Linked DNA regions of Homo sapiens: regions 1 and 3 are each linked to region 2. A link is an interaction called in ENCODE POLR2A ChIA-PET data of the cell type or tissue named here. Cell type or tissue: OCI-LY7. All regions are shown on one strand. Each heading gives the region's core, and the rest is flanking DNA. Links, peaks and the distances in the headings are about the cores only. Region 1 holds the start of LOC101927405 (a long non-coding RNA gene). Region 2 overlaps SOBP (sine oculis binding protein homolog). Region 3 overlaps PDSS2 (decaprenyl diphosphate synthase subunit 2).

Evidence for each region. Peaks named below come from ENCODE experiments on the same cell type or tissue, not always from the same donor. Only the 100,000 strongest peaks of a DNase experiment are listed, where the experiment ranks them.
Region 1: POLR2A ChIA-PET joins it to region 2 with 5 read pairs; 2 of 35 experiments call an interaction of 5 or more read pairs at or near these places.
Region 3: POLR2A ChIA-PET joins it to region 2 with 6 read pairs; 2 of 35 experiments call an interaction of 5 or more read pairs at or near these places.

Annotation. Positions count from the first base shown.
Region 1 is chr6:106,500,931-106,509,369 of GRCh38, forward strand. All of the region lies in intron 2 of CRYBG1 (crystallin beta-gamma domain containing 1), which reads left to right. It overlaps LOC101927405 (a long non-coding RNA gene), which reads right to left and starts at 1,291. Exons shown (of 3, transcript XR_245566.4): 1 at 985-1,291; 2 at 1-84. In OCI-LY7, for the core only: no CTCF peak of the experiment used is centred there; no DNase peak of the experiment used is centred there; H3K27ac peaks cover 89 bases.
Region 2 is chr6:107,529,170-107,537,608 of GRCh38, forward strand. It overlaps SOBP (sine oculis binding protein homolog), which reads left to right. Exons shown (of 7, transcript NM_018013.4): 4 at 4,290-4,441. Among named protein-coding and RNA genes, the nearest start is that of SOBP, 43 kb to the left of the region's middle. In OCI-LY7, for the core only: CTCF peaks have their summits at 7,319 and 7,518; DNase peaks (open chromatin) are centred at 6,712 and 7,212; H3K4me3 peaks cover 1,922 bases; H3K27ac peaks cover 3,693 bases.
Region 3 is chr6:107,418,947-107,427,385 of GRCh38, forward strand. All of the region lies in intron 1 of PDSS2 (decaprenyl diphosphate synthase subunit 2), which reads right to left. Among named protein-coding and RNA genes, the nearest start is that of PDSS2, 36 kb to the right of the region's middle. In OCI-LY7, for the core only: no CTCF peak of the experiment used is centred there; no DNase peak of the experiment used is centred there.

The DNA.
Region 1 (8,439 bases), core at 208-8,207, 1.0 Mb before region 2:
GGTGATTGCCCCAAACCACTGTCCATTCCATGATACACTGTTGTCTGACTCTTGATTGTTGATAGGCTGGAGGATAAAGGATTTCTGGAAAATATGTACATTTGGTAAATATTTAAGTGCCTATTGGTACCAAGCATTGATGAAGAGGTAGGGACACAGGTGAACAAAATAACGTTCTTGTTCCTCACGAAGCTTATGTTCTGTAAGCAGACACAGCAATAAAGAAATATACAAATATATATGCAATATGGTTCAGGTAATGTTAAGTGCTATGAAGAAAAATAAAGGAGAATAGATCATAGAAAGTGAGGGTGCTGTTTTACATAGGGTGATTCAAAAGTGTTCACCCTGCATAGTTTGCATATCCTCCATACCTTATGAGCTGCAAAAAAGAGATTAAAAAAAGAGTAGGCTTATATTGTTTTCTTTATTCTAGCCATGACACATTAAAGATGAGTGCTCATGAGCAATGATATGCCAAGTTCTGCAGACAAATTAGCTCTGTTAGAAACTACATCTGATAAAGCTGTTATTTTCATCTCCTTCTCACCAGTTGAGAACCATAAATTCATTGTGTTACTTACTTAGTTTCTATAATTTTAACTTGAGCAAAACATCAGCAAAATATCGCACTGTTAATAAAGCCAGCCATCACTGTCATAGGCTACTTTGTGCTTTTCAAAAGATGTTCACATGTATCATTTCACATGAATTTCTCAGTACCCTGTATGATAGATGTGCAACTTTTGAGAGAATAAGTGATTTGATCCCATTTAGTAGTATTCCTGAGTTCTGATCATAGAAGTGTGAAATCTACTTCTTAATTTGCAAAGTGTTGGTAGAAAGTCAACAATTCTCACTAGAAACTACAGGAAACTAAGACATTTCTGGGCAGTGTATATTAATTGGAAAGATAAAGATTGTTCCATTTTCTAGAAATAAATCCACTATTAAATCCACACTTACAAACATGGCTAAACTGACCTGAAGTTATGAGGTCTCAAGGTCACTAGAAGTCTCAGAGCCAGCCTAGCTAGAGTCCGTGCTGTGTTGGAGAGGCTTGTCTGTTCCTCTTCTCCAGCTCTCATTTCTCTTCTGGGTCCCAGTCAGCCCCAGGGCCTCTGACTTGGCTGTAGCTGTGCCTGGTCGGGGCAGGCAGGCTGTGTTAGTTGTCTCCAAGGGCCGCTTCACCCTCTTTCCCCCAACTTAATCACCATCTCCTGCATCATATCATTTATACATGGATGACCCAACTGAAGTTTAGTCCTTGGTTCTTTAGTACTTAGATTCTGAGACTCACCAGTGGCTTTTAAGTGCTTTAAAGTAACCATTCTTGATCTTTGACATGAATTATTGCACAAGTCATTCTTTTTAAATTGCATAAGGAATGTACTTTCTGGGTTACAAGTTAATAAAAAGGAACTGATTTGATGACTTCACAAGGAACACATTTCCATTTTCCAGTTTGGCTAAATTTTAGTTAGGAACTAACTTGTCAGTAATTTGATTATGTTAATCAGGATATGCATATAATCCAGGAGGTAGAATAAGAAATACTTTTGCTATAAATTTCAAACTACTCTATCTCCTTTTAATTACACATTATGCATAAGAAAAAAAATCGCCGAATTAGGATAATACATCTCAACTGTAAAGCAAATTAATTCAGCCGGATAGCTTTGTGAGAAAAAGAGAATGTTGGGGAGACTATTCAAAGTACAGGTAGAGAAACCTTCTGGGGTACTTGTTAGTCATAATTAGGCACACAGTAGAATTAGTCAGGATCCCAGCACAGGAAACATATAGCACACTCAAGTTGTGTAATTAAGGAAAGTAGTGAAGGACTATTTACAAAGTGTGGGCGAGGTTTTAAGGAAGCCAAGAAGGGCTAAAAAAAACCTTAGGCTTCAGGGTTCTTCTTTCACATGGCCTCTTCCAAGGCCCTCTCCTTAAAATCTATAAGCCAGAATTTTGTGTTCTTTGTCTTAAAGAAAACTCTCAAAATAACATATGCCTCATGCCCCACAAAACTTCATTCTACCTCAAGCAATAGCTAATGAAGCCTTCCCATCTGGCACCTGGTGAGGTCCTTTCCCATCTTAGGCCTGAAGGAGCAAGAGGGGAAAGCGGCTCGGGAATATGGGGAGAGAGAACAGCGGCGGAAGTGGGCTGCCTGGCAGAAGCCCTGGTCACACCCAGCCACACCCAACCCAGAGCCCAACTAAGAGATGGAGAGATTAGGGGGGAAATCAGGGCCTCCCACTGGCTGAACCTAACCAAATCCTAAGGACAAGAAAGTCAGTTTCTACCTTCCATCATAACTGGGAGCCTGGGGCGCAGACAAGGCTGAGGGAGGGTGAGCCTACGGAAAGATCCAGCACACTCTATCTACAATTACCTGGATTCTAAAGACAGAGCTCCATCACAAGAGAGGGCTCATTGGCTGTTTATGCTATCACATCCATTGCTGTACTGCATGGCCTAGGAGAAAGCATGTAAGCCATGCCTTCATAAAAGTGACACATTAATCATTCTAGTAAAGTCTTATTTTTCTAATGATACATTATAATTTCTAACAAGAAAAAATACTGAGCTACCTTTTAGAAAGCCTGACTTATGTCTTAGAAAAAATAATTCGATTCTACAGGCCACAGGTTGCCTCTTTAAGGTGCGGAGAAAATTCTGGCACAACGTAGACACTCAATAATTATCAGTGGAATGAATGAGTAAATGATCCTACAATTCAGACATTCCATGATCTTATCTTTTATCTTCCTTTCTGATTGATCATGTGTCGATGGCTTGAAACAATTAGGTTTCACTTTGTCTCTGTCAAAGTATAAATGACTTAAAGACAATACCAACCCGAAACTGGGAGTCTGCTTTTTAAAAGAAGCTTTTTGGGAGAATGAAATTATAATTATAAATTATAAATTAACTTTTATAATTGATGGCTTTTGTATTCAGTGACACCTCTTTTTCAGGACACAGGTTAATCTGGAAGTTAAAAAGTCTGTCACTATTCTTTCACCCAATAGTATACCTTTGATTGTACCCAACAGGATGATATTATTGTTTGGCCTGAAGTGACAGCATTAGAAAAAAAAAAAAAAAAAAACCACAACCATTGAGGTGTAAGTAGAGAGGTATGTGTTACATTATGTTGAAATGACAGAAAAAAGATTTTTTTAAAAAAAGAAAAATAGCATCAGAGATGAGGTGGGCACTAGAAGTGGTGACAAATATTAGAAGCAGCATGGGGCAAGCAGACATTCCACCCCGGGAGACTGGGAGCAGTGACATCGGAGAAGAAGGTTCTGAAGCCCTAACCTCAAGGATTATTGGTTATATCATATGAAATTGGACTGTAGATCAAAAATGGCCAAATGTCACAGTTTCATATACCTTTTCATAAGAGATCTGCTTACTACCAGACAGTGTTACAGTCTGTGGGTCATTTAGTGTAAGCCGTAGTCTTCACTCCTTCTAACAGCCCTGGAAGAAATCACTATTGTAGCACAAATGTAGTAACAGAGGTTCATAGTTCTGTCTCCAGAATCATAAAGAAGTAGCTAAATTATATCTAGTATACTCTTAGGTAACTGAATCATATATAATAGAAAATATTTTAAAAGTTAAAATGAAAAGCTTCTGTGCTTAATAGATCAGAGTTCATTTATGTGAACATTTCTTTATTCTTTTTGCTGTGCGTGTGTGTGTTTGTGTGTGTGTATATGTGTGTGTGTGTATAGAACAGGCCACATATATTATCCCAATCAATATCAGAAAGGAAAACACAAACGGAAAGGTGGGGAGGATAGTTAATTTATTTTTAATGCCTATTCCAAATCAATGTCTGTGGTATCAGGGATCTGTATGTGGATCCTCCCTTAAACTTAACTTCATCTGCCTGGTGTTTCTGATACTGAGATGATATTCTGCCATACACTTATCATGGGAAAATACAATTTTAACTTTAATTCTAAAAGTCTTCAGAATGAATATCCTGGAAGTTATTAAAAAAAAAAAAGAATCATGTCTCATAAAAGTCTTTCTTTAAGATGGACTGGAGTGCAGTGGTGCAATCTTGGCTACTGCAACCTCTACCTCCTGGGTTCAAGTGATCCTCCGGCACAGGACAACAGGCATGCCCCACCTCACCTGGCTAACTTTTTTTTTTTTTTTTGAGACAGAGTCTTGCTCTGCCAGACTGGAGTGCAGTGGCACCATCTCAGCTTACTGCAACCTCCGCCTCCCGGGTTCAAGCAATTCTCTTGCCTCAGCCTCCCAAGTAGCTGGGACTACAGGCACGTGCCACCACACCCGGCTAATTTTTTGTATTTTTAGTAGAGACGGGGTTTCATCATGTTAGCCAGGATGGTCTCGATCTCTTGACCTCAGGATCTGCCCACCTTGGCTTCCCAAAGTGCTGGAATTACAGGCATGAGCCACCGCACCCGGCCCAATTTTTGTATTTCTTAGTAGGACAAGTTTCACCATCTTGGCCAGTCTGGTCTTGAACTCCTGACCTTAAGTGATCCGCTGGCCTCAGCTCCCCAAAGTGCTGGGATTACAGGCGTGAACCACCATGCCTGGCCTTGTTTTTCTGTGTGTGTTTCTCCTTTTTCTCCCCCTTCCCCATTCCCCATCTTCGTTCTTTAGTTAGCTGTCACGAGTCTAAAGTCTTTCTTGCTTCTATTGAACAGAATTTTCTAACCCCTATTTTAACTTTTAAAGTTGAAGTGTAAAGTAGCTCAAATTCCTATATTTTTAAGCCACACAACTCATGCTATTTTTTTTTTTTTACAAAAAAACTGCTCAGGAAAAAAAGTTGCTCACTAGCACAAACACACATATGCATATGTTGTGAACAAGTAACATGGCCAATCCTATCATTTACAGTAATATCCAGTTGACTCATTCCCATGTGGCTGAATTGAAAAGCTAAGGTATCTTTCAGAAATCAACAAAGTGAGAGCTCTTAGGGAATCACACGTGTTTAAAAAAAAAAGTTACTTTTGTACATTGATGACCACATTTTAGAAGGATGCACAGGTGAGTACATGTAACAAGATTTTGTTCCACTTTCCTGAGTCAGATTTGGGCTGAGAGGCTGCAGTAAACCTGTGCACCGGTAGCTCCATCAACACGTGGAATCCTCACTCTGGCAGAATAAAGCTGCCAAGTCTTGACCACACTAAGTTTTAGGCAGATAAGATTTTCATTCTGATTTGTTTAGAACAATGTTTCTAGTTGTCTCCAAGAGCATTGACAACTCCTTTTTTGAAAGGCAGGAGGGATGTTACTAATTCTTTAGTAGCAGCAAATACTTTATGTCCACCTCTAGCTGTCAGTCCCCCATGCTAGCTGTTGGAAAGGCAACAGAACATTTTTCCTGTTCTCAAGGAGCTTACATTCACTGGGGAATGAAAAGGTGGGAAACATAGGAAAACTTATTTATTTATTTTTTATAAGAAACATCACTTTACTCAAAATGTTATTAGATTTCTTGTCACTTTTTTTTTTTTTTTTTTTTTTTTTGAGATGGAGTTTCGCTCGTCAGCCAGGCTGGAGTACAATGATGTGATCTCAGTTCACTGCAACCTCCGCCTCCTGGATTGAAGCAATTCTTCTGCTTCAGCCTCCTGAGTAGCTGGGATTACAAGCAACCACCACCATGCCCAGCTAATTTTTGTATTTTTAGTAGAGACGGGGTTTCACCACATTGGCCAGGCTGGTCTCGAACTCCTGACCTCAGGTGATCCACCCACCTCGGCCTCCCAAAATGCTGGGATTACAGGTGTGAGCCACTGCACCCAGTCTAGATTTCTTAAAGATATAAACAGATTATAAACATAAAACAAATGTCAATGACCCATAATTGTATTAAAATTTAAAAACTTAGTTTTGTTCCCATAGTTACTATAAAAAGGAAAAACCCTTAGATAGTCAAATTTAGCAGAATTTATTTAAGCAAGGAAAAAAAGAAAAATTCATGATTCGGCCAGCTTCAGAACCAGAACAGTTTCAAAAAAACTCTACCATTTACATTATCTCCTTAACTAATGGGTAGCAAATGTTACAAGGTAACATTTACTAAGTGGTAATAGTAGGAATATATAGTAGTATATATAGTAGGCGCTGCCACACCACGAAGGTTGAGAATCACCTAACAGCACTGCAGCTAGTGCTGCCTGGGCCTCTACACGCTGCTGGAATATGATCTCGTGGATGGTTACATGTGCCCCTAATGAGCCACATTTCATATTAGCCAACAAGAACACTCTAAAGCAGGTCGTAGCACACAACCCATGTGCCACCTCTACAATAGTCCTGTTGTGGACTGCTCCGTCCCAGTTGGACATGGATGATGGAAGGGTGCCAAGTGCAGGTTCTGCACTGTAAGGTGTGCAGGCTGCCTTAAGTAAGGTGGGCAGAAAATACACAGTAAAAAGGTAAATACAAAGGAGGACCCAGGATTGCATGTGCTCTGAGAACACCCAGCCTGGGAACCCTCAGGACCCTGCCCAGGCCTGTGGGAAAGTCAGGGGCAGAGGAATCTGAGGAAGCATGAAGAAACTTGATGGTCACTCATGGCCTCTTTGCAAAACACTCCCCTTCCTAGCAAATTATCATCAAGCCTGGAAAGGTGGTGGGTCTGTGGCTTCCCATCCTAGGTTTAAGACCCCAGACCCAAAGGCTCAAACCTAAGAAGGTCCCTCTCTGACAACTCCCAGGCCAGCTAGTTTTTTGTCTCCATTTGCCTTAGTTTCCCCCTGAACAATGGAAAGAAACAATTCCTGGTTGAAAAGAAATACGTATCGCATTTAGGAAGGGGTGTTCCTCAAAGATGTGACTGAGGACTTTACTCAGGAGGTATGGGGCATTCTGAGCCCTGCTCAGATGATCCTGTTTGGAGATATGATCTTGGATATCCACAGGGACCTGGTCCCGTGGGAGAAGACTGCATTCCCCTGTCAACGAGTCTATCATTTGAAATGACACGAGATCCCTCATTAAGAACTGCATAACGTGGCTGGGTACGGTGGCTCACATCTATCATCCCAGCGCTTTGGAAGGCTGAGGCAGAAGGATCACTTAAGCCCAAGACTTTGATACCAGCCTGGGCAACATGGTGAAACTCTCTACAAAAAAGTTAAAAATTAGCTGGGCATGGTGGCACATGCCTATAGTCTCAGCTACTTGGGAAGCTGAGGTGGAAGGATCACTTGAGCCTAGGAGGTTGAGGCTGCAGTGAGCTGTGATCGTGCCACTGCACACCAGGCTGGTCAATACAGTGAGACCCTGTGAAATGTGCACCCAAGACAGATGGATTGTGCCACACAGTGCATTTCTATTCTTTATTTCCCAGGGGGAAAACTCTGTTTTAAAGAGATTGTATCTTAACTTCATTTATATATACCCATCTTAAATGTACAGTTTGATGAGTTTTGAAAGATAAGTACTCATGTGTAACCATCACCACAATCAAGATATAGAACTTTAACCCTCAACGTTCCTTTGTGCCTCTTCCCTGTTGCACCACCACCACTTACCACCCACTGACCCCACCCTCAGGCAACCACCGACCTACTTTCTATCATTATAGATTAGATTTGCACTGTCTAGAATGTCATATAAATGTAACCATACAGTATGTAACATTTGGAGTCTGCAAAAGCATTTAGCATCCATATCCTTACATGTTTCAGAAGTCTGTTCCTTTTTTATTGCTGAATAATACTCTGCTGTGTAGATGTACCACAATTTGTTTATCTGTTCACAAGCCATGTCCGGTGACTTTGAGCTGTTTCCAGTTTTTAGCTATTATGAATGAATGAAGCCACTATGAACATTCATGTATTTTTAGGAAATTCAGCAGTCTGGCTGGTGATAAACAGGCTGCCCCTCTGAGGGGGGGAGGAGTCAAGTAGTTGAGCCAAGTTGAAGAGCAAGCAACCAGTTTTGTAAAAAGCATCTAATAGCCAAAAAAAAAAAAAAAAAAATTGTTTTAATGCCTATACTAAGCATAGAGAGGACTGCTTGCTGATCAAGCGTCTGCTGCATGGGAAAAGCAGATTGCAACATCATTGGCAGGACAGAGTAATACATATACTTAGTTGGTTTATTTTGACAGGGAATGGAATTAAGCCAAGACTCAAACCTATTTTCCCTGGCTACTACTTCAAGATACGTTTGAAGGCCTGTCCAGACAGCAGAGACACAGAGCTCTATGTCAGAGTCAGACTTTACCTGTGGTGGGACCTTGGACAAACGGGCACTAAAAAAAGACTACCTACCTAGCTGTTGGGAAGATAAAATGAAAGTGTGTGAATCACAAGGGCCTGACCCATAAGGATAGCTCAGTAAACATGTATTATGATTTAAAAATCATGTCATACCTTTGACTTGTAAAATAATCCAAATGTTTCCTTAGGA
Region 2 (8,439 bases), core at 140-8,139:
TTGCTTTAAAGTGTTTGGAATTGAATTATTTCAAAAAGGAATTTCTTTTTTGCAGAAGTTATAAAGAAAGCAAACTTCAGTTTCTTGCCTGCTTTCCAGGCCTTGACTTTATTCTGTTTTTAAATATAGCTGCTGCAACAAGTAGATTGACACAGTGCAGCCCGGCCATGGGCCATTTCATGTCATTTCATGGCATGGGGAACACACAGGAGTCTCCTCAGACTGCCTTGTAACTTGTCTCAAATATAATCCAGGTCTTTCATTGATTATCTGGATGTGTGCATTCTAGGAACTGTTGGAGGAGATAGATGTCCCAGCAAATACTTTCGGAATTTCCCCTCAGTCTTGGACTCCCATGAAAGTTACAAAGGGGTGGTAAATCTACAGTTTAATTGCCTGGAGTCCATTAATGCCCTACTGATTTTCTTTGGGCACTGGTCAGGTAAGTTAGTATACATGTTTATAGCCAATTTAAATGCCCCAAGAAGATCACTGACCAATGGCCATCCTTATTTTTAAAAGTCACCAGATAAGGCAATTTCTCAAACAACTTCAGCAGGGCATTCCAGAAATGCTTGATCTCATACTTCTCTGCACTATAATAAATACAATTTTGATTTCATCTTGGAGTAATCTGAACTTCTGGGATGTAAAGTAGAAAAATGTTCTATAGCTCTTGGAACATTAGATTGGAAAGAAAATGCCTTAAACATTCTGCTTAATTAAATTCGGTACAAATTTTTCATGATTAATTGAAATATGCTTATTTTGACTGATACATATTTATATGATATTATCATATGAAAATTATGTTATACAAACCGTTCTCTTTGGGAATGTGATTTAATGCTGTAAACATTTTACATTTGTTGTATTGTTTATTATAAAAATGCACAGGCTGATGGCTGTAAGGTAATGTCATGTAAAAATCTGTTATGTGAATCTTCTCTGAGGTAATCTCAAGTCTCTAATGGCACAGACCGTTAGCCAAAATGTAAGACAGGTAATTAGGTTTTCCCTAGCTTGAAGAAATATTTTTTTAAGTAGAAAAAAAAATTTAAAGCAGATCAAGTTAGAAAAGTTAAAGTGCTGAAACCTTCTATTTTGCCATTGTAAAGCATGCATTTCATTTCCATGTTTATTGTAAAGCATGCATTTCATTTCCGTGTTTCAGGTAGAAAGAGATGCAGGGTTGAAGTGGACTGATCCTTTTGACTTTAACCACTTAAGAAGTGTTCACTTTTCTAGGGGTGCAGTCATAAGATGGGGACACCATCTCATGTCTGATGACAGAATTTTGAACTATAGTTTGGCTGACAATATTAATTTAGATAATCACAGTTCTTTATTAGTTTCTAAAATCTGTTACTAATATAAAAGACTTTTATAAATCTAGAATGCCTGAAATACCGGAAAATGTTTTTTAAATTTTTTGAATAACCCAATTATCAGACTGTTCTTTGGATCATTAGCTGCTGATAACAGTTTAATACTAGAAAAGGAGAAATCTGATGGGCTTTTCCCAAAGCATATACCTTTATGAAATGGAGTTGTATGAAAAACTGCGGGGAGCGTTGACTTATTTAACAAGGCAGATGCTAACCATCATTCTAGAAGTTTTTCCAGCAGCCAGATATAAAAGTGCACAATGTATTTGGTCTCATGTCATATTGTTGCTTTGTAGTAAGAATGATTTATAAGAAATAATCTGTTTTAAAATTCTACCTTTTTGTTCGTTTATTTGTTAGGTCCTTTGTAAGAAAGTATTCTTGCCTCCCTTTAAAAAATGACAAGTGGGTCTGTCTGGTGATGATGGATTGAAGCTTGAGAAAGACCCCGGAGCTGCCCTTTGGCCTCAAGCATCATTCCTTCAGGCCAGGTCCAAGCTGCAAGCTAAGCGCCTGGCCTTGTGAATAGCTTTGCACTCTATTCTTTCTCATCTCAGTGTTGGTCCATTATAGCTGAAGATCTAGGACTTAAACAGTTTTATGCTTTGTTTCCCAAATCAGATTATTTAAAGGAAGAAATAATGAGGGGGACCTAATGCATGTTCTAAAATGGCTCCTTGGGAAGTGGGGTCTCCTCATTAAACTGTGAGGCCAGGTGATTTCCCGCATAAATTTTTTTCCTTACAGATTTCACCAGAATCAAGCTTACTGCCAGTGGATAATTTATGAGAATTCTGCTGTATCTTCTTTTTCAGGAATTTAAGATTTTAAAGTATCTTATCAATTGGGAAAAATAGAAACTATTAGTTGCTATCTAGTTTAGTAAAGATAGGTGAATATTTTAAAATATATGCTATTTCTAATCTAAGAAAACTGCTCCATACACCAAGGTAAATTATAAAGCTTTGCTAATTTTTCATACCATGTAAAATGTTCATATGTAGAGAGATGCCATATTAGAGATCATGTAAAATATAAATAAAAGCTTGCTTTTATTTATTTATTTTTAAATTTTTTTTGTTAAGGATATTCCTGAAATATCAAAAAGCTTGCTTTGAATAGAACAAATTATTAAATACAGTAATTGTTTGACATTTGATTTCATATTATACCATTTAAAGAAAGTTATCAAAAATGTTGGACTGACATCAAAGGTCATTTTTTATACTATCTCACTTGATAACAATAGATCACAATATGTAATTTGTGAAATACTAAAAGGTCATTAAAATGGCAATATTTATTCCATTGAGGTAAATAAAATGCTGCATATAGTTCTGAGTGGTGATACTCAGGGGGAAAAAAGCCATATCTCTGCACTACAAATTAGTTTGCTTCTAATTTTGCAGGCTGATGACCACACTGCCTCAAACCAAATCTTTTCCCTGGAAATGAAATGATTGCATGACAAACTCTATGAACCCTGAATATGTCAACAACTCGTGGACCAGGCCTTGCTTAGCAATTAGTCTTTGGGGGATTTTATCCAGAAATCAGACAACACTATACGAGTGCTTGTTGGGGATTTTATGATTACCATTCATGTCTGGAGCATGAATGTGGGTTAATAAAAAAAAAATTCCATAAAGGAAGAAGAGATGTGGCAATCAGTCTCTCTCTCTCTCACACACACACACACACACACACACACACACCACACACACACACACACAGTCACTATCAATTGGGAGGACAGAGAAAACTCAAGATGTAGCAAAAGCCGTTAAGAGGCAACAAGGAAATATTACTTAGGTGTCTACTTAAAGTTTCCTTTTATTCACCCCCACCCACCCCTCAGAGGCCAGTTTTTCCCAGACCTGAATATCACCATCATAATGTTTGTCATAACTTCTGACCACCTGCACTATGACTTACTGAATATATTTTACTAATTGACTCACTTTAAAATCCTTTGTTTTAAGCAGTAGTATTTGTGATATCATGGGCTCATTATGCTAGTTAAATTTGTTTTCTTCTCATACAAAGGAAAAGAAATACAATTTAAATAATGGAAATATTTGCAAACCACCTAAATTCATTCTGAGCAACCCCATGACATGACATGAGGGGCTGGGAGGACCACCAATCTGGCTGAGAATGATCTGGCATTCCCATTACCATCCCTCCATCCAGGGCCCAGGAACCACATCACATGGAGGAGAATTTCAATCAGGCCTGCATCTCCCTTAGGACACCAGTGCCGGAAGGCTGCATTGTCAGAGTCTGTTCAGCGAGCCAGGCTTGTCCCTTTCCGTTGCCAGAATCTGGCCACGCACATCTTTCCTTTTTGACTAAACGTGTTGCTTGGGAATTATTACATTGCAAGAATAAACAATAGCACATATCATTTAACAGTAATAGGGAACAGGCCATGGTTGAGCCTGGCGTCTGGTCAAGGTTCACATGAGGGTGTTCCATTTGTAAGTTAGCACCCTACAAATTGTCCCACCCAGTGCAGATCCTGCAGGCTTTCACAGGACCTTTGAAGAAATGGGTTATTTTACAAGCTTCGTTAGTGCTGGGGCTGGTTTAACTAGGCAGATGAAGCTTTTTTTTTTTTTTTTTTAAACCAGGCTAAGAAGCCCTAGGAGCCCTTGTGGCTCTGCAGTCATGCTCTGGTTTTTAAGTAAATGTCTTTTGGAAACTTAGGAGCCAAAAAAAAAAAAAAAAAAAAAAAAAGAGAGAGAGAAAGAGAGAGAGAGAGAGAAAGAAAAAGCACTTCTTCTCCAAGGTCCAGAAACTAAAATCAGGCCCAGGTAGCTCTGTCAGGTTCAGGGTGTGTCTAAATTTGAAGGGATGTTTGCTTCTGATATGAACATTTTTCTTATACTTTTATTATAGAAGATGATGTGTCAAATGTACAAATAATGTGTGCCTGGTGCCAGAAAGTGGGAATCAAGCGCTATTCCCTGAGTATGGGAAGTGAGGTGAAAAGCTTCTGCAGCGAGAAGTGCTTTGCGGCCTGCCGACGAGCCTACTTCAAGAGAAATAAGGTAAGAGCACCGGAGAGAGAGGCGGCCCCCCACAGGCCTCACCAGCCCACACGCGCATGTGCCTCATAGCTTCTAGCGGAAAACACTGCGCACCTTTTACTTTTATATTTTTATTCTCTCTGTTTTGTTGATTCCCCTTTTGTGTCATGCTTAACCTTTTGGAATAAGGAATCCCCTTCTAATGTGTTTCTCTTGGCTTAGTGTTTGTGTTCTGAGAGGGTGAATGAATCTGATGAGGACACTGTGATCACAGCTGGTATCCTCATGGCCAGTGTCTTTCCAGCAGTAGAGTGCAGACTGCACTCTGAGTACATGAAAGATAAGTGGTAGATATTTCTTTAAAAAGCCAAGTAATTAGCCACAAAAGCATGGCCAGAAAGTTTTAGCCCACTTAGTTTAATTCTTGTACCCAGTGGAAATACTGCTATTGCTCTTTTCAAAATCTGGCCCACGAGTTCTTGTCAAGAAAAATGTCAAGTCTCTCTTGACATCTTATGTTAAAGCTGATTGATATTGAGAAAAGATGAAATCATGAATACGTGAAACAACATTGCTCACACAGCCAAGCATTTGTGAGGAGCGTGGTGGGTAAACACAGGAACAGCCATCGTTAGAATTTTTTTTGGTTTTGTTTTGAAGACATCCCAGGTCTGAAAATGTCCTTTTTGAATAGTGTTAGCCACCATGGATGGGAAATGGAATGCATGATGTTTTTACAATCACACGCACATGCACACAACTATTTTCTGAATCCTTAAAGAACTGCTGTAGCCTTTGCCACCAACTACTGCGGTAACTTGCTAGTCCTCAATTATTTTCCATTGATATGTAAAGCTTCCTTAATTCATAAAATCTTTACTAAAATTGTCCACATTTTGTTGTTTCCATTTCTATAATACAAGATCCAAATCTGTTCTTCTTGAAGCAAACAATTATTATTTTTCCAAAAGTGTGATATTTGCAATCCTGAAATGCTAATTATGGGCTCACTGCATTGCAGGCACTGTTGCAGCAAATTATCTCCTGAAAATTTGGGTCACATTCATTCTGCCAAAAAACATAATGCCAAAAGAATTAGGCTGCAGAATTCAGCAGGGTGGAATTTTAGTAGCAGTCTCTAAGAGTTAGGCTCATAATCTTCACTGAAACAGAGAGGCAAGTAAGGAAATTGTTTGGAATTCTTTTGGGACTGTCAGCAGTCAAGTTCACTTTCCCCTGGGAGGAGCCAGTGAATCTGGGGAGGAGGGTGGGAAGAATGATGCACGGGAGACACGTTTTGTTTTAATATAGGGGGATTAAAATGATCTCTGAGACCCCGGGGCTCCCGTTTTGAATGCCGAGCACTGGAGTAACAAACCCAGGAGTGGGCCCAGTGCTTTCTTCTTCAAAGCCCTACTTACCACAACAAAATACTTTGCATTCCAATCCAGAAGATGGCTATAGAACAGGGCTTTTTGTCTTTCTATAATTCTGAAGGGTTATGGGTCTGAATCTTGATGGGCTGCCTGTAGGGACTAAAATCAAGCAAGATGGATTTGTCACAATCCTGGTGATACATGTTATATTTTGCAAACTGTATTTTATAGTGAGCCTTTGAAGAAAGACACCTGATTCCATTTGGAAAAACACTCCAGAATACCATATCTATATCTATATTGTTTACATCATTATAAAGTTTAAGGTCAAACTGAATTTAAACTTTCATAGGGTACATTTTTGAAAAATGGATAACTGGGAGCGAGGATAGGAATTAGCATTTGAAATACTTACAGCAGGTAAAGTCAGCAGTGGGAGGAGGACCATCACATTTCACTTTCTACCAGGCGTTATTGGGATATGTCTTTGAACATCTTGCTAAACCTGGAAGTTGCAGCAGTTTGGTGTTTAGCCAGTGACTTTGCCAGCTGATCCCAGTTGTCTGTTAGTGTACAAACAATTCCTCCCTTCTCTGCAGTCTTCATCCTTCCTTATATATCCCAAAGCTCTGATGTGCTATGCCTTCTTGTGTGTGTGTGTGTGTGTGTGTGTTTTTTTTTTTTCCAAATAGAGAAATAAACTAGTCTATCATTTGTTGGCTTCTTTTTTTTTAATTTTAAAGAGTGTTATCTCTGTTACAATATTATATTGTCTTACAATAAACATGTACAGCTGCTGCATTTCTGTTAACTGATAGGATTTTGTGGTCATTTCATTTAGGGCTTGGGTTTCCTAATGGATTGTATTAGATACCAGTCTCCATCCTGCCATTTCTAAGAACTGCTTGTAATAAGCCCCTGGGTGTTCCGTACTGAAGACAATAGCAAATAGCTACTTCTCCTCTTGTATCATTTAACAAAGTCCTTAGTCCTTGTTAATTAAATTGTGGACTTTCTTAATCTTAGAAAAAGGGCAAAATTCTTCCCATTCCTACATAACAGATTTTTTTTCTGGCTAAATTCTACCTTTTTTAAGTTTTGAGAAGTGGATAGAAAACAGAGTGAATAATGTGTGTGTGTGCAGAACAGAATTTTGCCTTAGGTATAGTGTAGACTTAAAAAAACATAAAATTAACTGTGCTGTAAATTATGCTTTATGACAGCCCGCTTCTTGCTGGATAGCATGGTGGGATCTAAAAATGGTCTCTAAGTTGAACCCAAATTGCATGCATAACTTTACAAAGAAAAATCCTAGTAGAAAAGGTAGCTAATTAGGAGCAGTATTCAGCTGACCTCTGTTTTGTGTCTGAGCAACACCTGCATTTGTGAATGTAAATTGGACAGCTGTGCTTGTGGTCTCTGTGCATTTCTCTTCACACACGCTTGGGTGTAGAGTCAGGAATTGATTTGCTGCTGAAAACAAGGACAAAAATAACCCAACTCTCAAAATGATGGCCCACTGAAAATGGGCTCTTGAAATTTCTTTTGCCTCTCAATCCTTCATTTCTTTTTGGGTTTCTGTGTTTGTTTAATGGGGCGGGTTGAAAGTGTCACATACATCTCTCACAGACTGTCACTATGCAATAAGGTGGGATGGATTGAAGCCAGGTTAACCTATATAGTATATAGGTTATATTTTTAACTGAATTTAAATTTTTATTTGAAGAGTTGTCTGGATTGCTACGAATATTAGGCTTTCTTCAAAATACTTCTACTCAACACTGCCAGGAGAGGACCATGAATCACAGCTGTATTCACTTAAGGACTCTAACTACTAGTTTACACATTTCAGAATGTTGGCTCTAGGAAGTGGATAGTGTTAATTCATAATATATTTTGTAGGGTCCTTATCCCCGAAGGCTTATTTGCTGGCTTAAAAGTTTTTGAAACAGCGGGTAAGAAAAATACTTATGTAGTCTGTGGGCATTGTATGGACAATGGGATGTCAATCTCATTATTTCATGTATTGGAGACTTTTCAGGGAACTAATAGCTCACTCTTTTCCCAGCCCATTTTTGGACTTGAGAGCATTTCTGTCCTTGTAATTCATCTAGGAATTGGAAAGTTGCAGAGACTCCTTAGTGATTTTGCACTCTTGTGAAAACATTTAGTCCAACTTGCTAACACCAGTTTTACTTTGCATAGTAATGCACACGTAAAAATACTCTTTCCTAAGGGAGTAATGTCTTGTAACCATTATCCCTCTAAAAAGGAGTAACAAACAAGACCACAAATGTTAGTCACTTCCAAATGGCCTGTGTTTGATCTCTTTCCTTTTACATGGGAAATATCTTATTGTCCAAACTAATATCCAAAAATCAAGAAGGAAATTAAAAGTCAAGACAAATGGCTACTGCAGGCAATGTAAAGGATGATTATTTACTTTTCTTGTTCGGATCTCAAGTTTTTAGTGTTCTTTATGGATTCGGAATGTTGATAATTTACAAGTAAACACAAATTCCTAAGAGCACCAAAGTTTTGCTTCCTTGTTCTAGTTTTTTAATAATTTGAAAGGCCGGGCGCCATGGCTCATGCCTGTAATCCCAGCACTTTGGGAGGTGGAGGTAGGAGGATTGCTTGAGC
Region 3 (8,439 bases), core at 327-8,326, 110 kb before region 2:
AATTAGATAAAATTTAAGTCTAGATGAAAACATATTTTGCTTCAGTGGTTCTCAACTCTAGTTGTATATTAGCATCAAGTAGTTAGCTTAAAAAAAAAAACAAAAAGAGTACAAATGTCATGCCTTCTCCTGTCCCCAGAGATTTTGATTTGATTTTTGTGAGGCTCAAATATCATTTTTTTTAACCCACATACTAATGTGCAGCCAGCGTTGAGAACCACTGCTCTAGTATAGCAACTCATAAATGACGAGTTTCCCTAGGCCAAAGCAGAAATGGATATCAATCTAAAACCACATTTGTCTCAAAAATGCTACAAATGAAAACACTCAGTGATAGTCTATATTAGTTTAAATTTAGCACTGAGAGTTGCATCCCAGTTTAACTGACTTTGTCAAAGGAAGAGAAAAAATAAAACTCTTTATTCTACTTCTTCAATGTTTTTTATTTGTGGCATTTAAGACTTCAGAGATATAGTGCTCCAAGAAAAAGGTCCTTATTAGGATCTACATTCAAATTAGAGCAGTACACAAGAATTGTGTTTCCTTTGCTTACCTACTGACAACTGACCTTATGATAATACTACTAAAATTATGTAAGATATTTAGTCTTTGAATTTTTACAGTATGTTTTAGAAATGGTATAGACTAGCCAAGAGAAATAATCCATCAAATTCTCTGATAATGTGTTCTTTAGAATCACATTTTCCCTCTACTGTATTTTCCAGGTATCAAACTTGTAAACACACAAACACACACACACATACTTCAGTATGTTTGTGAGCAAATGTATAACTTAAAGTTTTCAAATGTGAGATTCTAAGCTATAAACTACTGACAGTCTTATGCATCTTTTGGTTAACTTAGCATCACCTCATATTCTTTCAGCAGCAAAATCCATATATGAAAAGCATCGTTATCAACCAAGTGTGTCCAAAGATTGATCTCCATAGCAACTGTAACTCTGCCACATGTAGTGTATAAGGCATCAGAGTTAACACCACATGCACACAAAGTGTTGGTATTATGTAGTCCAGACTGGTTGCTGTAGAAACCTAAACCGAAGTCCCTGACAACAGTGGATAAAATGAAAACAACAACAGAATGGTCCTTAAGAACTTACCTATCTACTCTTCTGCTTTCAAGCAAAGCCATCCTAAATGCTCTATTGATATTATTTATACTTAAAACTGATAGCACTAAAGGAAAATAATTTTAAATGATGTTATATCTTTAGGAATCACTTCCTATTCCATAAAAAATTCTCCTTCCCACCCTCTGCTCAACTGGATGTTCAGAAGCTCACTCCAATAAAGTACCGTCACCTTCTTCTAGCCTCAGCCAGAACCAGTCCCACACAGACAAGCTGGAGAGGTGCTAGCCTTTTGCTGCGACTACCACAACTATGATAGATACAGACAAGCTTATTCTAAAACAAGTTTGAAAAAGAAGAAAAGTAGGAAGAATCACTCTGCCTTATATTGTCTCACTACATCGCTATCATAATCAAGACAGTATAGTATTGGCAGAAGAAAAGACAAATAGACCAATGGAACAGAGAATCCAGAAGTGGATAAATACAAATACACCAACTGATTTTTCACAAAGGTACAAAAGTAGTTCAATGGAGGGAAAATAGTCTTTTCAACAAATCATGCTGGAACAACTGGACATCCATGGGCAAAAATAAAAAATAAAATAGAAGCTTGACTTAAAACGCACACCGCATACAAAGATCAATGCAAAAAGGATCACGGATTTATGTAAAATGTGAACCACAGAACTATAAAACTTTTAGAAGAGAACATAGGAGAACATCTTTGGGACCTAGGGCTAGGAAAAGAGTTCTCAGACATCACATCAAAAACCCAATCTATAAAAGAAAAAAAAAAAACCAGTAACTGGATGTCATCAAAATTTAAAACTTTTACTCTGCAAAGGACTCCATTAACAAGATAAAAAGATGAGCCACATACTAGAAGAAAATATTTGCAAATTTTATATCCAAAGGACTTCTATCCAGAATATGTAAAGAATTCTCTAAACTCCGCAGTAAGGAAACAAACAGTCTATTTGAAAATAGGCAAAAAGACTTGAGTATTCATCTTACCAATGAGGATGTAAGTATGGCAAATCAGCACATGAAAAAACGTTCGACATCATTAGGCATTAAGGAAATTAAAGCTAAGATGAGATATTACTACACATCTATTAGAATGGCTAAAATAAAAAATACTGACAATACCAAATGCTAACAAAGGATATGGAGAAACTAGATTTCTCATACCTTGCCAGTGGAAATGTAAAATAGTACAGCTACTCTGGAAAACAATTTGGCAATTTCTTATGAAATTGAACATACACTTACCATACAACCCAACAATCACACTCCCAAGCTTTTATCTTAAAGAAACAAAAACATGTTCACATAATCACCTATACATGAATGTTCAGAGCAGCTTTATTTGTAACAGCCCAAACTAGAAACAACCCAAATGTTTATGGTAAATGGATATATAAACTATGGTACATTCATACAATGAGATATTAATTAGCAGTAAAAGGGAACAAACTACTGGCATACACAACTTAGGTGGATCACAAGGACATTACGCTGAGTGAAAACTGTCAATCTCAAAAGGTTACGTACTATATGACTCCATTTCTATAACATTTCAAAAGACAAAAACATAAAAATGAACAGATCAGGCAGTGCTCAAGGTTAGGAAAGGAGGAAAATTCCTGGTGCTGCACTTTGTAGTCTCAAAGTGCAACACCAGGAATTTTCTTCATAGCGATGGAACAGTCCTATATCTTGATGATGGTAGTTACAAAAATCTATATACGTGATAAAATTTCACAGAACACACACACACACACACACACACACACAAACGAATGCATGTAAAAACGAGTGAAAGCCAAATAAGGTTTGTAGTTTAGTTGGCAGTACTGTACCAATGCCAATTTCCTGGTTTAAATAATGTTCTATACTTATGCAAGATGTTACCACGGGGAAAGCTGGATGATGGCTAAAAGGACCTCTCTGTACAATTTTTATAACTTCCTGTAAGTCAGTAATTATTTCAAAATAAAAAGGTTAAAAAAAACTTGTCAGCAAAAACCTATAAAATTTTAAAAGTAAAAAAAAAAAAAAAACTTAAAACATTTGACAAAAAGACCCTTAATATATGAAGAGCTCTTCTATGTCAATAGGAGATAGTGCAAATAAAAATAAGGAAAGAATATAACTAGGCAACTCAACAAAGAAATAAAATTGGCCAACCACATAACAAAAAAGACTCAATCTCATTAGTATTCAAATACTAATATTAGTATTAATATTCAACATACAAGAAGACTTTTATAACATCTCTCAAGTTGGCAAAAATTATCAATATCCAAGGTTAGTAAGAACAAGGAAAAACAGGCACTCCCATATACCATGGACAGAAATTAATGTATGAAAATATTTCCAATAGAAGATATTCATACTCTTAATCCCAAAAAGTCAATATTTAGGAAGGTATCCTAAGGAAATAATCAAACAAGTGTGCAATGACATACATGCAAATTCCATCACAGTACTATCTATAATAGTGAAGAATTCAGGAGAAAAACATTTAAAAAAAAGAGGATAATTAACTGTATTATGGAATATTCATTATAATGAAATATCACGTAGTTGTTAAAATTATGTTTATTAATTTTAAAAGCAATTCTCTATATACTGTTGAGAGAGAAAAGTAACAAAAATATACACATGTGATAAACCTATTTTTATGGCCATGCAGGCTATACACCAAAATATTAACACTAGGTATCTCTGAGTAATTAAGACTAGGGTAACTTTTCGTTATATATTTCTGTATTGTCCGACAGGAGCATGTTTTATACAAAAATAAAATTAATTTTCATTTTTTAAATTAAACAATACATACTAAGCTAATGAGCGTTCTTTTAACTGGAGATTTCATATATTACGATGCTAAAAGCACTACATAATTTTTTTTACTTCCATAGAAAAAATAAAACTACCCTGCCTGATATAGTAACATCTGCTTTTTCTTTATGACTCCTCCAGGTTCCTGAAAAGATATTCATTTTTAGTTTAAAAACAAACAAAAAAAGCCTGACCAGGGTGGCTTTAAAGAAAAAAATCCATGCAACCCAAGGACTATGTATGCTTGCTCATCATGAAGTTGATAATCTCTGCATCTCTGTTATATCTAGTTGTAAATGGCAATGAGTATTGTTTTAGGTATTAGTAAACTGTTAATTTATTAATAACATATTGACAAGTGTACTCTCCATTTGTCATAGAAGAAAGCTGGACAGCAAAAAGGGAAAAGAGAATAAAATGACAAGAATGATAATAATATCTTCCTTAATGTGATCTTGGGAAAAAAAGAATTTCATTTCTGAGGATAAGGAAGGAGGACAGCATATAGGAAATAATTTCCTTTTTACATTGGTAACTTGTATCAATATCAGAATCTCTGAAAGCTTATTTGATAGTCTGTGGTAAGTAAGGTTTTATTGTTCAGTTGGAAAATAAAGTTTCTCCAGCAGAGACACATGGCTTCTTTGTCTGTTATTTCCCTCAGTTAAATACTTGAAATGTCCAAGTTTAATAATAAAATATTGTTGCTTTCATAGTGAATTTCCTGGATTATATCACTCTCCCGAAGCCCTTCCAGCATTTAAAGAAGTTTTTTGTTTTTGTTTTACAGACCTGAATTAAGAGGACTTACAATATGCTGAAATCATCAAGAAGCTTTCTTAGGCTCATTAAGTTAAAATTCTCCCACATGATTAACTGCTGATTTTGACTCAAAAGTAACATAATACTACCACTCCTCTTCCTGATTTCCACACTTGGCATTCCAGGTAAAAGGCAGAGCAGAAACAACTTCTTCCTATTTTCCATCTATACAATTCTACCCATTTCCAGCAGCTTCTTAAAATTTTTCTTCTTCCATAAAGCCTTTGGTTTAGCCAGCCCACAGTGTTCTACCCTGAAGTCCTGTAGCACTTAGCTAAACACTTCATTTAGCAATTACTAACAATTATGATTATTTTTATCTTGCATCTTTTTTTTTTTTTTTTTTTTTTTGGGACAGGGTCTCACTCTGTCACCCAGGCTGGATTGCAGTGGTGCAATCACGGCTCACTGCAGCCTTGACCTCCTGGGCCCAAGTGATCCTCCCATGACAGCATCTCAAGTAACTGGGACCATAGGCGAGCATTACCACATCCGGCTAATTTCTTTAATTTTTTATTTTTATAGAGATAGGATCTCCCTATGTTGCCCAGGCTGGTATCAAACTCCTGGGCTCAAGTGATCCTCCCACCTCAGCCTCCCAAAGTGCTGGTATTCAGGCATAAGCCACCACACTGGACCTTGTATCATTAAACTGCATCATTATTTGCATCTAGTTTCCCCAAGTTCTCTTGCAGGAACCTTTTTTACCTCAACATATCCCTTATTGTGCTTTAATACACAGTAGTGAGTCAATAAACATTTGTTGATCAACTATAACACAAGTAAACCTTTCAGTTCCACTCTTATTTGATACTAATTTTTTTTTCAACACTTAGCTATTATTTCTCCTACCTATCCTTTGTCTTACTTACAAGGACAAAACTACAAAGGAGAGGCTGAAGATACAGGCTGTGTAAGGCATTGCATTCTCTTTGTCTTCCTGCAGCAAAAATTATTTAAAATGTGAAAAGAGAATAAAATGAATTGTATACCTTTGGTATATGTCTTTCAAAGTGAAACGACCATCATTTAACAAGAAATTAGAGACCTCATTGGAGAATATGCTAAGGGAAAATCCAAGGGAATAATACTCATGGATTAATGAACTGATTCCTTCTCAAAGGATATGAACAACTCCATCAGTCTTTGATATGGTTTGGCTGTGTCCCCACCCAAATTTCATCTTGAATTGTAATTCCCACAATTCCCATGTGCCGTGGGAGGAACCCAGTGGGAGGTGATTGAATCATGGGGGTGGGTCTTTCCTGCACAGTTCTTGTGATAGTGAATGAATCTCACGAGATCTGATGGTTTTAAAAACGGGAGTTTCCTTGTACAAGATCTCTTTCTTTGCCTGCCACCATCCATGTACGATGTGCCTTGCTCCTCATTGCCTTCCACCATGATTGTGAGTCCTCCCCAGCCATGTGGAACTGTAAGTCCATTAAACCTCTTTTTCTTCCCAGTCTTGGGTATGTTTTATCAGCAGCATAAAAACAGACATACAGTAAATTGGTACCAGTAGAGTGGAGCATTGCTGAATGTATACCCAAAAATGTGAAAGTAACTTTGGAACTGGGTAACAGGCAGAGGTTGGAAGTTTGGAGGGCTCAGAAGAAGACAGGAAAATGTGAGAAAGTTTGGAACTTCCTAGAGACTTGTTGAATGGCTTTGACAAAAATGCTGACAGTGATATGAACAATAAGATCCAGGCTGAGGTGGTCTCAGATGGAGATGAGGAACTTGTTGGGAACCGGAGCAAAGGTAATTCTTGTTATGTTTTAGCAAAGAGACTAGAGACTTGTGGAACTGTGAACTAGAGAGAGATGATTTAGGGTATCTTGTAGAAGAAATTTATAAGCAGCAAAGCATTCAAGGGATGACTTGGGTGCTGTTAAACGGATTCAGTTTTAAAAGGGAAACTGGGCATAAAAGTTTGGAAAATTTGCAGCCTGACAATGCAATTGAAAAGAAAATCCCATTTTCCTCACACCTGTAATCCCAGCACTTTGGGAGGCCGAGGTGGGTGGATCACGAGGTCAGGAAATCGAGACCATCCTGGCTAACATGGTGAAACCCTGTCTCTACTAAAAATACAAAAAATTAGCTGGGCGTGGTGGCAGGCACCTGTAGTCCCAGCTACTCGGGAGGCTGAGGCAGGAGAATGGCGTGAGCCTGGGAGGTGGAGCTTGCAGTGAGCCGAGATTGCGCCACTGCACTCCAGCCTGGGCGACAGAGCGAGACTTCGTCTCGAAAAAAAAAAAAAAAGAAAATCCCATTTTCTGGGGAGAAATTCAAGCTGCAGAAATTTGCACATGTAACAAGGAGCCAAATGTTAATCACCAAGACAATGGGAAAAATGTCTCCAGGACATGTCAGAGACCTTTGCAGCAGCCCCTCCCATCACAGGCCTGGAGGTTTAGGAGGAAAAAATGATTTTATGGACCAGGCCCAGGGTCCCTCCGCTGTGTAGTCTAGGGACTTGGTCCCCTGCATCCCAGCTGCTCCAGCCATGGCTGAAAGGGGCCAACATAAAGCTTGAGCTGTGGCTTCAGAGGGTGCAAGCCCCAAGTTTTGGCAGCTTCCACACGGTGTTGAGCCTTTGAGTGTATAGAAGTCAAGAACCGGGGTTTGGGAACGTCTGCCTAGATTTCAGAGGATGTATGGAAATGCCTGGATGCCTAGGCAGAAGTTTGCTGCAGGGGCGGAGCCCTCATGGAGAACCTCTGGTAGGGCACTGCAGAAGGGAAATGTAGGGTTGGAGCCTCCACAAAAAGTCCCTACTGGGGCACCGTTTAGTGGAGCTGTGAGAAGAGGGCCACCATTCTCCAGACCCCAGAACGGTAGATCCACTGACAGCTTGTACCGTGTGCCCAGAAAAGCTGCAGCCACTCAACACCAGCCCATGAAAGCAGCCAAGAGGGTGGCTGTACCCTGCAAAGCCACAGGGGCAGAGCTGCCCAAGACCATGGGAGCCCACCCTTTGCATCAGCGTGACCTGAATGCAAGACATGGAGTCAAAGGAGATTATTTTGGAGTTTTACGATATGACTGCCCTGCTTGATTTTGGACTTGCATGAGGCCTGTAGCCCCTTTGTTTTGGCCAATTTCTCCCATTTGAAACAGCTGTACTTACCCAATGCCTGTACCCCCATTGTATCTGGGAAGTAACTTTCTTTTGATTTTACAGGTTCATAGATGGAAGTGACTTAAGATGAGTTACTGGACTGTGGGCTTTTGAGTTAATGCTGAAATGAGTTAAGACTTTGTGGGACTGCTGGAAAGGCATAATTGGTTTTGAAATGTGAGGACATGAGATTTAGGAGGGACCAGGGGCGGAATGATATGGTTTGGCTGTGTCTCCACCCTAATCTCATCTTGAATTCTAGCTCCCATAATTCCCATGTGTTGTGGGAGGAACCCAATGAGAGGTGATTGAATTATGGGGATGGGTCTTTCCTGTGCTGTTCTTGTGACAGTGAATGAGTCTCACGAGATCTGATGTTTTAAAAACGGGAGTTTACCTGCACAATCTCTTTTTGCCTGCTGCCATCCATGTAGGCTATCCACAAACCATTTTTTGTGACTTGCTCCTCCCTGCCTAACGCCATGATCATGAGGCCTCCCCAGTCATGTGGAACTGTAAGTCCATTACATCTTTTTTTCTTCCCAGTCTC